Regions from separate parts of the Homo sapiens genome. Here all the other regions are linked to region 4. A link is a contact called in ENCODE Hi-C or POLR2A ChIA-PET data. All regions are on one chromosome and are shown on one strand. The core of a region is the stretch at or near the end of the contact, and the rest is flanking DNA. Distances in the headings are between cores, read along the strand shown. Region 1 overlaps KCNJ6-AS1 (KCNJ6 antisense RNA 1). Region 2 overlaps KCNJ6 (potassium inwardly rectifying channel subfamily J member 6). Region 3 overlaps KCNJ6 (potassium inwardly rectifying channel subfamily J member 6). Region 4 overlaps DSCR9 (Down syndrome critical region 9).

Region 1 (2,700 bases), core at 121-2,620, 310 kb after region 4:
CTAAGAGTATTTGAAGACTTTTTGAGTTCCTGTAATAATATACCAACTTCGCTTAGATTTAACAATTGTTTTTTGCTGAAACGTGGTATTTCCAAATTACTTCAGTCTGCATCTCTAAAAAATGACATTGTCTTGCTTATCCATTAATACCATTATCACACCTTAAAGAGAATTAAAATCATTCCTTACTGGTGTCAAACACTTGATCCGTATTCAGTGTTCCCATTGTCCCCAAAATATTTTACTGCCAGTTTGTTCAAACCAGGATTCAATTAGGGTCCACGTGTTGTGTTTAGTTCGTTTCTTACCTCTCCTTAGATCTAGAACAGTTTGCTCTCTGTATTTTGGGTAAAAGAAAAATGTTCCCCAGCACTTTAGGAGGCCAAGGTGGCTGGATCACCTGAGGTCAGGAGTTCGAGACCAGCCTGGCCAACATGGTGAAACCCTGTCTCTACTAAAAATACAAAAATTAGCCAGGCTTGGTGGCGGGCACCTGTAATCCCAGCTACTTGGGAGGCTGAGGTGGGAGAATCGCTTGAACCCGGGAGGTGGAGGTTGTAGTAAGCCGAGATTGCACCACTGCACTCCAGCCTTGGCAACAAGAGTGAAACTCCATCTCAAAAAAGAAAAGAAAAGTCTTCCCCAGTCTAATGTTTTTAATGGTTTCATATTTTTCACGTAAATCTTTGATCCATTTGGAATTTATCCTATTATTATATATTGTGAGGCATGGATTCAATTTTATATTTTCCCAAATGGCTGGCTGGTTGTTCCAACACCACTTATTAAAAAGTTCATCTTTCCCCCATCTTAGTTAAAGATTCACATTGATCACTTATCATATGATAACTGTCGTGATTACTTGGGTCTTCTTCTGAACCTTCTAATGTGCTGTGTTGGTTTGTAAACCTCTGCACATGCCACTCCTACCTGGCTTCAGTTACAGAGGCTTCTGGGCCGTTTCAATACTTAGCAGGCAGGTGCACCTCATTTCATCACGTTTCTCTTCGGGGTTTTCCTGCTTACCCTTGCTTTTATTCACACACACACATATATATACACACACACACGTATACAAGTATATATAATTAACTGGAGTTGGGGGAATTAGCTGATAAGAGAACTGGCTAAACAATGTAGGAATCACCAATGCACCCAGCAGTCACTACACCTGGAACTGATCCTGAGCACCCAACGAAGGGCCACTCCTACCCGCACCCCTCTGCTAAGACCCAGACCTCGTGGAGAGGGCTGCCGTCATGACTCATTCATGGGAGAGGGTGTGATCGTGACTCACTGGACGACAGAGGAGCTTGCTGAGGTGCTTCCCCAGCAAGACGTGACTGAAACCCACCCTCTGCTGTGGGAATTGGCCCCCGGGGAGGTGCCACGTCTCAGAGCTCCCTGCTGGCTGCCTCGGGCAGTGCTGCAGAAGTCCCTGGGGGGGAACCTGTCTGGCTGCAGGCTCTCCAGCACTGCTCGTGGGAGGGTGATTGGCAGGTGTCCCATGGTCAGTGCTGTGCTGTGCAGTCACTAGGGTATGTGCCCAGGTAAATCCATCCGTGGGTGTTTCTCCTGCTGGCACTGGCTGGAAGCCACCCAGGGCTGGGGCTGTGCCATGGAGGCCGCTCATGGGGGGACTCACTGCTGGAATGCCCAGGAAGCAATCCAGGGAGAAGCGACCAGCCCGCAGGACTGAGAGGCACTGATACCAAGTGAACTGAATTAATAATATGGGTGAAGTGTTCGTTTCATTTTTTTTGAGAGGGAAAATAAAGATTCTTGGTTTCATTCTAACTACCTACTCACTTGCCAAATTGTTAGGGGGACTAGTGGCACTCTTAGTGTAGACTCTCAAAAACAGCTCAAGGATATTAAAGGACCTATTTTAAATGTAAAATTTGACCCGTTTTTTAAAACTTATATTTGTAGGTTCAGGGGTACGTGTGCAGGTTTGTTATATAGGTAAACTCATGTCATGGGCGTTTGATGTACAGATTATTTTGGCACCCAGGTATTAAGCCCAATGCCCAATAGTTATGTTTTCTGCTCCTCTCCCTCCTCCACTCTCGGGTAGGTCCCAGTGTCTGTTGTTCCCCTTTGTGTTCATGAAAACTTGATCAGTTTTGATGTATGTATACCCTTATGTCATCACACCACTATCAGAATGTCAATTTCATCTCCCCAAAAACTCCCTGTTCCCATTTCTGGTCCATCTTTCTCTCTGTCCCATTCCTAGGCAACCACTGATCTACTCGTAGCATTTTCGATTGGTTAAAATAATATAGGAAAATCAATGCCTGAGAATAGCGAGAAAAGCACAAGGAAGAAGAGCAATTAGGGGTGGGGCGACTTGCTTCACCAGATGTTGGAATATTCTTTGAAGCCACTGCAGTCTGATCAGTACGGTGTAGGTGCAGGAAGAGACAACTGGATTGGAGGAAGGACAGACCGGTTGAGACACAGCCCACTGCCTAGGAAGGGGACTGTGAAACAAGGAGCAGTTCTATCAGAGGCAGTCTGACAGGGGCCACCATGCATGGATACTTCTTTTAATGTGGTAGGGGCATGATTCAAGGATTGGCAGGATCCGAAGAGGAACAGGGTGGGCAGCTTCAGAGGAGGTAGCACTTGAGAAGGGTTTGGCATGATGCCTGCATTTGTTTGAGGACCAGTGCATGGGGATTAGGAGTTCAGGGA
Region 2 (2,700 bases), core at 156-2,655, 440 kb after region 4:
ATCCCTGATGAGATTAATACAGTAAAAAAATATATAATTTAAATACACAATATCTGAAATTAAAAAGTGTGCATAACAAAAGATGCAGTAAAAATATTTTAAGAAATATCATGAATTCATACCAGCAAATTGGAAACTTTATATGAAATAAACAAAGATCTAAAAAATATTACTTACAAAAACTGACTCAGTTACAAATAGAAAAACTTGAATAGTCCTATAACTATTAAAGAAATGAAATCAGTAGTTAAAAGAGTTCATAGAAAGAAAATGCTAGATGGTGTTTTACTCTGAGTTTTCCCAAACATTTAAGGAATAGATAATTCCAACGTTATGGAGATTGGAAAAAGAAAGAATATTCCTTTTTTTTTTTTTTTTTTTTTTGAGATGGAGTCTCGCTTTGTTGCCCAGGCTGAAGTGCAGTGGCGCAATCTTGGCTCACTGCAAGCTCTGCCTCCCGGTTCACACCATTCTCCTGCCTCAGCCTCCCGAGTAACTGGAACTACAGGTGCCTGCCACCGCGCCCGGCTAATTTTTTGTATTTTTTAGTAGAGACGGGGTTTCACCGTGTTAGCCAGGATGGTCTCGATCTCCTGACCTTGGGATCCGCCTGCCTCAGCCTCCCAAAGTGCTGGGATTACAGACATGAGCCACCACGCCTGGCAAGAATATTCCTTTTAAGCCTTGGTTTAGTCATTTGCCAAATGGGTCAACAATGGCACAAATCTCACTGGATCCCTGTGAAGATTAAAGCAGATAATGAATAGAAGTATCTTGCAGCAAGCAAGAGAAAGGTTCACTGGCACATAGGATGCATTAAATAAACAGTAACTATTATTATCATTATTTATGATTATTGATGGTTCCCAAGAGAGCCTCCCTGGCAAGGCAGGCCATGGTGCCAGTCGTCTGTATAAGTCCATGCGATCATTGAAAGCATTATTTCTCCAGGAATGAGGTAGTCATTGTTCTCTGGTTTTACAATAAACATTTAGCAATTGGCAGGATGTGGACGAACCTCATGGGAATCGGAAGTAGCTCTGAATTGTAAAGAGAAACAGCCAGATCAGATAGGAAAGTAATTTTTAATTACTCCGCTGAATTTCTAGCAGGGAGATTGCAACCTTGGTGAGTGAGTCTCCATGCTGGTATGAGGTAGAGCTGGATTTGGACAGCTCAATGCAGGTGTGCCAACCTTTCCTTCCTCTCTCAGTGGACAAGGAAGGGAGGAACAAGACTAAAATACAGTTTTAGGTCGACCAAGTGTCTGCTCGCTGACATCATTCATCCCTCCCTCAAGTATCACAGACAATTTTTGTAGCCGAGCGTTGCTGCTGTTTAGTAATTCAAAGTGTATCTGAGAAACACAATTATCTCGACAGAGAGTTGGACAGCAGCTGAGGGTGATGTGTGAGCTGGTGCCAGAGGTTTGCTTGTTTAGTTACTCCAAGCAGGGAGTTGTCATAAGGCTTCCTGGAGGAGTGGAGCTGGGGGCAGAGAGTGGCCTCTCACTGGATGCAGGTAGAAAAAGGAGCCAGAAATGAGCAGGCCCAGCTAGTTGCTGGATTGGCTAGTTGCTACCATGATGTCATTTCATACCCACAGCCACCCTGAAACCTGAAAGCAAGGTTTTATCACTTCCCATGTTGCAGGTTAGAAGACATGGCTTGCACAGGTGGAGTGATCCTTCCCAAACCACAGAAGCGGGAGTGAAGGGATCCTATCCTTGGGCAGAGGCTCAGAGGGGAGAAGATGGGTACACAGGCAGAGATCTGGGAATGGCAAGGTCAGCTTCTAGTGGCCCAAGAACCCCTAGTTCTGGCTTCCTGTTGAGTAGGACCAAGTCCTCACTCCCCTTCCCCTGGGATTCCTCAGGCTGACCTGAGGCTGAGCTGACTCTCACGGTTTGGACTGGGTGACTTGGCTCAGGGGCTCCTGTGGGATGAGCACCATGAGCTGCTCCGAGGTGCCAGGACATCCAACCCCAACCCTTGCTGGCTGTGCTGTCTCAGCAAGTCACCTTGCCTCTCTGAGATGCAATTTCCCAATCTGTAAAATGGGGATACAATGCTAGTACATCGTTCATTGTTTTCCCTTTAAAAATTAAATGAGGTACCCGGCCGCCACCCCGTCTGGGAAGTGAGGAGTGCCTCTGCCTGGCCACTGTGCAATCTTCCAAGTGTAAAGTGACAGCCTTTCTGCAGGTGTACCCAACAGCTCTGAAGAGACAGTGACCATCGAGAACGGGCCATGATGACGATGGCAGTTTTGTCGAAAAGAAAGGGGAAATGTGGGGAAAAGAAAGAGAGATCAGATTGTTACTGTGTCTGTGTAGAAAGAAGTAGACATAGGAGACTCCATTTTGTTCTGTACTAAGAAAAATTCTTCTGCCTTGGGATGCTGTTAATCTATAACCTTACCCCCAACCCCGTGCTCTCTGAAACATGTGCTGTGTCAACTCAGGGTTAAATGGATTAAGGGCGGTGCAAGATGTGCTTTGTTAAACAGATGCTTGAAGGCAGCATACTCGTTAAGAGTCATCACCACTCCCTAATCTCAAGTACCCAGGGACACAAACACTGTGGAAGGCCGCAGGGACCACTGGCTAGGAAAACCGGAGACCTTTGTTCACCTGTTTATCTGCTGACCTTCTCTCCACTATTATCCTATGACCCTGCCACATCCCCCTCTCCGAGAAAC
Region 3 (2,700 bases), core at 28-2,527, 410 kb after region 4:
AATTTATTATTAAATAAAAAGATGGCTTGTGAGTCATTAGAAAAGAAAGTGGGAGATTTCTGCTTCCATCATCATGTCAGTCTGCATATGAAGGACCCTTAGCTAAGATATAACACAATGCTGGAAAATTACAAAATGTCTTACCTTTCGTTTTATGTATTTGACAAGTAAAAATTATACATATTGATGGTGTACATGATATTTTGATATACGTGTATGTTGTGAAAAGGCTAAGTCTAGCTAATTAACATAGCCATTACCTCACACACTTATTTTTTTGTTGTGAGAACATTTAAAATCTACTCTTAGCAATTTTTGGGTATATAATGCATTGTTGTTAATGGTAGTTGCCATTTGCATTTCTATTTTTGTGACAGTGCTTGTCCTCTCCTTTATCTTGAATGCCCTTCCCATAGTAAAATGCTGCTCATCTTTCAAGAGCTAACTAATGTGTGGTCTCCTTTCCAAAGCACATTGTGACCAACCAGTCTCTTGCTGGAACTATCGAGTTCCAGGCCACCATAACACTTCAGTGACCTATCACAGCACTTATCAGAGTGTTTTACAGCAGTTATATGTGTCTGTTTTCCTTGCTGAATTGTGAATGCCCTGAGGATCTATTGGTCTTATTTCCATATTCCTTAGCATTTAGCACAGTGCTTCAACATTGGAGGTTCCCAGCAAGTACTTATGGTTAAGTGAAAAGAGTAGACTTAGAGAACCATACAGAAACAGCTTAATATCGTTCATTGGCCATGTCTGAAATGTATTATTAATGTTAAATAAAAAGATTGCTTGTGAGTCATTAGAAAAGAAAGTGGGAGATTACTGCTTCCAGCGTCATGTCTGTCTGCAGATGAAGGACCCTCAGCTAAAATATAATACAATGCTGGAAAAGTACAAAATTCATAATTTGAATTAAACCTGAGTTCAATAAAAGCAAGAGATGAGCCTTCTGGGGCTGGTGAAGAGGGAATAACACGCCTATTCCTTCCCACCAAGTATAGTTGAGGCCTCTGGACAATGTACAAAATGAAACCACCTGAAGACTCTAGAAAGTTCACAATAGCAGGACGATTGGAGAAGGGAGTCAAAACTTGAGGAATGAATCGTCTGAGGATAAATTTTTCTGCCTTCCTCTTTTATTTTCTGGCTTTAACCTGAGAGTGGCCCCAGTGTAGAACTGGGGCCCCAATGCAGAACAAGTGCTGGCAAGAAAATCTCAGAGAGAAACCCTGCCTTTCTAACCGGAGGACCAGGAAAAGGTGCTGCTGTGAGTCAGAGACGGGAGTGGGAATCCCCGTTAATTGAGTGTGAGGACTTCCCCACCAGCCCTGAGTGCAGCCTTTGTCCTCAGCTGCTCTGCAGTGCAGCGGTGACACAGGTGCCAAAAACTGAGAGAGAGCCTGTCTTTTTGGACCGAGTATTGGGAAAGGGGAATTCCAGGGACCAGAGTTTGTGGCTGCATTTTCCTCTTTCCTCTGACTGCTTTACCCTAAGAGTGGCCCCGATTGTGTAAAACAATGCAGCAGCCCAGGTGGCTCAAATGCTGAGCAAGTCTTGGCTTTAGAGAAAGAAGTATCAGAAAAGGAGGCCCGGGAGCTGAAAGTGGGGGCCGACCGGGGGGAGGGGTGGATCTCACAGAGGAGAGAACTGGAGAAGAGGATTTCCAGATTCTGTGTATGAATTGATATAATCGTGAGCTTTGCATGCACAGGACGGAAAACAATAAGAAAAGATGAACTTAAAAATTACCTCGTTTTGGAATATATGACCACACTTCTAAATGTCAAAGAAGAAACCATAATGGAAATTTGATAGTACTTAGGACTGAGTGATATTGAAATTCTAAATATAAAAATTAAAGGGCATATAGAAAGTAAGAAAAATTTATATGCCTAAATGCATATATTAGAAAACAAGAAAGTCTGAACATTAATGTTTAGAATATTCAACTGAAGACATTAGGAAATGAACAACAGAATTAATTCACGGGAAATAGGCAACAAAGATCATTGTATAAATTAATAAAATATAAAACAAGTCAACCACAGTGAGAATCAATAAAGGCAAAAGTTGTTTTTTGAAAAGTCTAGTAAAATAGACAAATCTCTGATCAGACTGGCCAAGTAAAAGGTGTAGAAGGCAAAAATAAATGGCATTGGGAACTCAAAGGTATACATAACTTTAGAAACAGCAGAGACTGAAAACACAAAAGGAGATTATAATAACTTAAAAATATAGACGAAATGGACAATTTTCTAAATCATATAAATTACCAATACTTATTTAAGTAAAAATAAAAAGCAGAGATACCTTATAACCAATTATGAAATTGAGCCAGTGATTAAAAACTTGCCATAAAGAAATTACAAAGCCCAGACAATCTTAAAGATGAGTTCAATGAAATATTCTAGGAAGAAATCATGATAATTTTACATAAACTCTCCTAGGAAATAGAAGAATCATTTCCTAACTCATTCTATAAGGCAAATAATCTTGATAATAAAGTCATAAATATAGTACAAGAAAGAGAGAAAAAAAGGGAGAACACAAGCCCATATTATTCACTTGTGTAGCTACAAGAATCCTAGAAGAAATATTAGCAAACCAAATCTAACAGTTTAGAAAAAAAGACACCATGATCAAGTTGGGTTTATTCCAAGGAATGCAAGGGTGGTTTAACCTTAGAATACTGAT
Region 4 (2,700 bases), core at 64-2,563:
CCTGCAACCAATCAGACTGATTATGGTCCACTACTTCATTTACACAAGGTGTACACCAAGTAACCAATGGGAAACCTCTACAGGGTATTTAAATCCCAGAAAATTGTGTCACCGGGCCCTTCAGCCTCATGGGCTGCTCCCACCTTGTGGGTGTACTTTCATTTTCAACAAATCTCTGCTTTTGTTGCTTCCTTCTTTCCTTGCTTTGTGTGTTTTGTCCAATTCTTTGTTCAAGAACGCCAGGGTGACGTAACAATTCAAACCATGAAGAGGTAACAGAGCCCTTCGCGCGTCTCAACACGTGGTGACGCAGCTAATAACCTGTGATGCATACATGGGAACAAATGCATAGAAAAACTTGTCAATGACACGGCAAAGTAAAACCCAAATGAAGCGAGGTGAAAGAATGGGCTGCAGCGCAGGCAAAACTGCACCACGTTACAGACTGCTCGCCTGGGATGGAACGGTGGGGAGGTGCGCAGACGGATGGACAAGCGCCTGGCAAAATGGATTTCTTTTCCTAGACTGCTAATGCTACTAACAGTTCCCTCCTCACAGGGTCGCTATAACGAGGTAACATACAGCACTTAGAAGACGGCCTGACCCAGAATAACACTAATGTTCACATGGCTGCGAGTCTCAGACCAAAATCAATAGCCGGTATCTACTGAAACTGCAGCAAGGCGAAACCACGGGAATGGCGCTCCGTTGAGTAGAGCAACGCACAGCACATCACATCGCATCCTCCGTAGCGGGAGGCTCTGGCCTCACCGCAGCGGCACTTCCCGGAAGAGCCCAGGATATTCGGGGACCCGCACCGGACAGGCGGCCCAGGCCCCCTGGCGCCCAGCTGGCCGCCCTGTTGCAGCTCTCATGCCAAGACCTGCGCCTAACGGCAGGGATTCCGGCGGTCATCATTTATTCTTGGCGCTAAGCTGCCGCTTCTCTTTTTTATCACCACAGAGTAACGCAGACCCCACCGTTTCCTTCCATTCTGAGCCAACCACTCCAGCAGCCACCGGGGCGCCAGGTTATGCTGGGGCTGCACCACCCGGCCCGAGGCTTTTGAAGCCACGCCTGAGCGCGGAGGATGGGCAGGATTTGCCCCGTGAACTCCCGCGCACGCAGGCTCCGCGCGAGGCCCGGGCGCCCGAGCGGCGATTCCCTCCCCTATCACCAGCTCCAGGGTGGTGCCCCCCGGCTGTGGAGCCCAGACCCCGGCCGTCCAGCAGCGTATAGACGAGCCCATGTCTGCGATGTAACTGCACCGCGCTGGGGATCCACCTCCCGCCAGGGTGAGGGCGCCGTCCTCCAGCGTATGCTAGGCAGGCGCGCCCCGCCCTCCTGGTCACGTGACCACGCCTACAGCCGAAGAGGATGGGAAAATGCGGCCCTGTTCCTGAACAGGAAGCGGAAGCAGGAAGGAACTGAGAACACCAGCATCTGCTGCCGCCCTGAATCAGCGTTAGCATGTGGAGGCAACCTCAGCCCCCAGTTTTTGAAGAAGGTGATTCAGATTCAGACACAGGAATTATGGTGACGGTAGAAATGGACTGGAAGGTTCGTTCCCCTTGCCCACCAAGACTCCAGAGCAGGTGGGTTCTTGATGTCTACTCTGCATGAAGCCCTGGGCTTTCCGGCCCTCCCTACTTTTCCTCCGAATTCACAGCACAGCGGAGCCAAAATGTATTCCTGCCAAAACGGGCATTTCCCAAAAGAAAATATTGTTTTAGATTCATTGTTCACAGCCTCTTTTTTTTTGTTGTTCATTTGAAGCAATTTTTCTTTTTTATTATTATACTTTAAGTTTTAGGGTACATGTGCACAGTGTGCAGGTTAGTTACATATGTATACATGTGCCATGCTGGTGCGCTGCACCCACTAACTCGTCATCTAGCATTAGGTATATCTCCCAATGCTATCCCTCCCCCTCCCCCCACCCCACAACAGTCCCCAGAGTGTGATGTTCCCCTTCCTGTGTCCATGTGTTCTCATTGTTCAGTTCCCACCTATGAGTGAGAATATGCGGTGTTTGGTTTTTTGTTCTTGCGATAGTTTACTGAGAATGATGATTTCCAATTTCATCCATGTCCCTACAAAGGACATGAACTCATCGTTTTTTATGGCTGCATAGTATTCCATGGTGTATATGTGCCACATTTTCTTAATCCAATCTGTCATTGTTGGACATTTGGGTTGGTTCCAAGTCTTTGCTATTGTGAATAATGCCGCAATAAACATACACGTGCGTGTGTCTTTATAGCAGCATGATTTATAGTCCTTTGGGTATATACCCAGTAATGGGATGGCTGGGTCAAATGGTATTTCTAGTTCTAGATCCCTGAGGAATCGCCACACTGTCTTCCACAATGGTTGAACTAGTGTACAGTCCTACCAACAGTGTAAAAGTGTTCTTATTTCTCCACATCCTCTCCAGCACCTGTTGTTTCCTGACTTTTGAATGATCGCCATTCTAACTGGTGTGAGATGGTATCTCATTGTGGTTTTGATTTGCATTTCTCTGATGGCCAGTGATGATGAGCATTTTTTCATGTGTTTTTTGGCTGCATAAATGTCTTCTTTTGAGAAGTGTCTGTTCATATCCTTCACCCACTTGTTGATGGGGTTGTTTTTTTCTTGTAAATTTGTTTGAGTTCATTGTAGATTCTGGATATTAGCCCTTTGTCAGATGAGTAGGTT

Evidence for each region. A loop is a pair of places that touch in the nucleus more often than their neighbours do. ChIA-PET counts read pairs that join two places held with the same protein, here RNA polymerase II (POLR2A). Pooled maps may share reads with other maps.
Region 1: a loop to region 4 is called in a pooled map, with 3 times the contacts of the local background. The contact joins two enhancer-like sites. A Hi-C loop is called at or near these places in 2 of 50 pooled maps. POLR2A ChIA-PET finds 5 or more read pairs at or near these places in 2 of 52 experiments (SK-N-SH and activated CD4-positive, alpha-beta T cell).
Region 2: a pooled map shows a loop between it and region 4 (2.0-fold over the local background). The contact joins two enhancer-like sites. A Hi-C loop is called at or near these places in 1 of 168 maps with a recorded cell type or tissue (dorsolateral prefrontal cortex) and 8 of 50 pooled maps. POLR2A ChIA-PET finds 5 or more read pairs at or near these places in 1 of 52 experiments (MCF 10A).
Region 3: a pooled map shows a loop between it and region 4 (2.9-fold over the local background). The contact joins two enhancer-like sites. A Hi-C loop is called at or near these places in 5 of 168 maps with a recorded cell type or tissue (CD4-positive, alpha-beta memory T cell, CD8-positive, alpha-beta T cell, Calu3 and 2 more), 6 of 37 single-sample maps with no recorded cell type and 15 of 50 pooled maps. POLR2A ChIA-PET finds 5 or more read pairs at or near these places in 1 of 52 experiments (B cell).

The regions. Positions count from the first base shown.
Region 1 is chr21:37,532,066-37,534,765 of GRCh38, forward strand. All of the region lies in intron 1 of KCNJ6-AS1 (KCNJ6 antisense RNA 1), which reads left to right. Among named protein-coding and RNA genes, the nearest start is that of KCNJ6-AS1, 15 kb to the left of the region's middle. RefSeq lists enhancers at 994-1,223, 1,334-1,383. Within about 2 kb of position 1,371, at least 3 of the 41 ENCODE cell types and tissues checked have a DNase peak (open chromatin) inside an H3K27ac peak, as active enhancers do.
Region 2 is chr21:37,664,431-37,667,130 of GRCh38, forward strand. All of the region lies in intron 3 of KCNJ6 (potassium inwardly rectifying channel subfamily J member 6), which reads right to left. All of the region lies in intron 1 of KCNJ6-AS1 (KCNJ6 antisense RNA 1), which reads left to right. Among named protein-coding and RNA genes, the nearest start is that of KCNJ6-AS1, 150 kb to the left of the region's middle. Within about 2 kb of position 1,406, at least 2 of the 41 ENCODE cell types and tissues checked have a DNase peak (open chromatin) inside an H3K27ac peak, as active enhancers do.
Region 3 is chr21:37,630,499-37,633,198 of GRCh38, forward strand. All of the region lies in intron 3 of KCNJ6 (potassium inwardly rectifying channel subfamily J member 6), which reads right to left. The region is part of intron 1 of KCNJ6-AS1 (KCNJ6 antisense RNA 1); the gene reads left to right. Among named protein-coding and RNA genes, the nearest start is that of KCNJ6-AS1, 110 kb to the left of the region's middle. Within about 2 kb of position 1,278, at least 3 of the 41 ENCODE cell types and tissues checked have a DNase peak (open chromatin) inside an H3K27ac peak, as active enhancers do; they include mammary epithelial cell, where a contact is called at or near this core.
Region 4 is chr21:37,220,003-37,222,702 of GRCh38, forward strand. DSCR9 (Down syndrome critical region 9) reads left to right here. Exons shown (of 3, transcript NR_026719.2): 3 at 236-1,734. Among named protein-coding and RNA genes, the nearest start is that of DSCR9, 13 kb to the left of the region's middle. RefSeq lists an enhancer at 888-1,037. Within about 2 kb of position 1,314, at least 38 of the 41 ENCODE cell types and tissues checked have a DNase peak (open chromatin) inside an H3K27ac peak, as active enhancers do; they include mammary epithelial cell, where a contact is called at or near this core.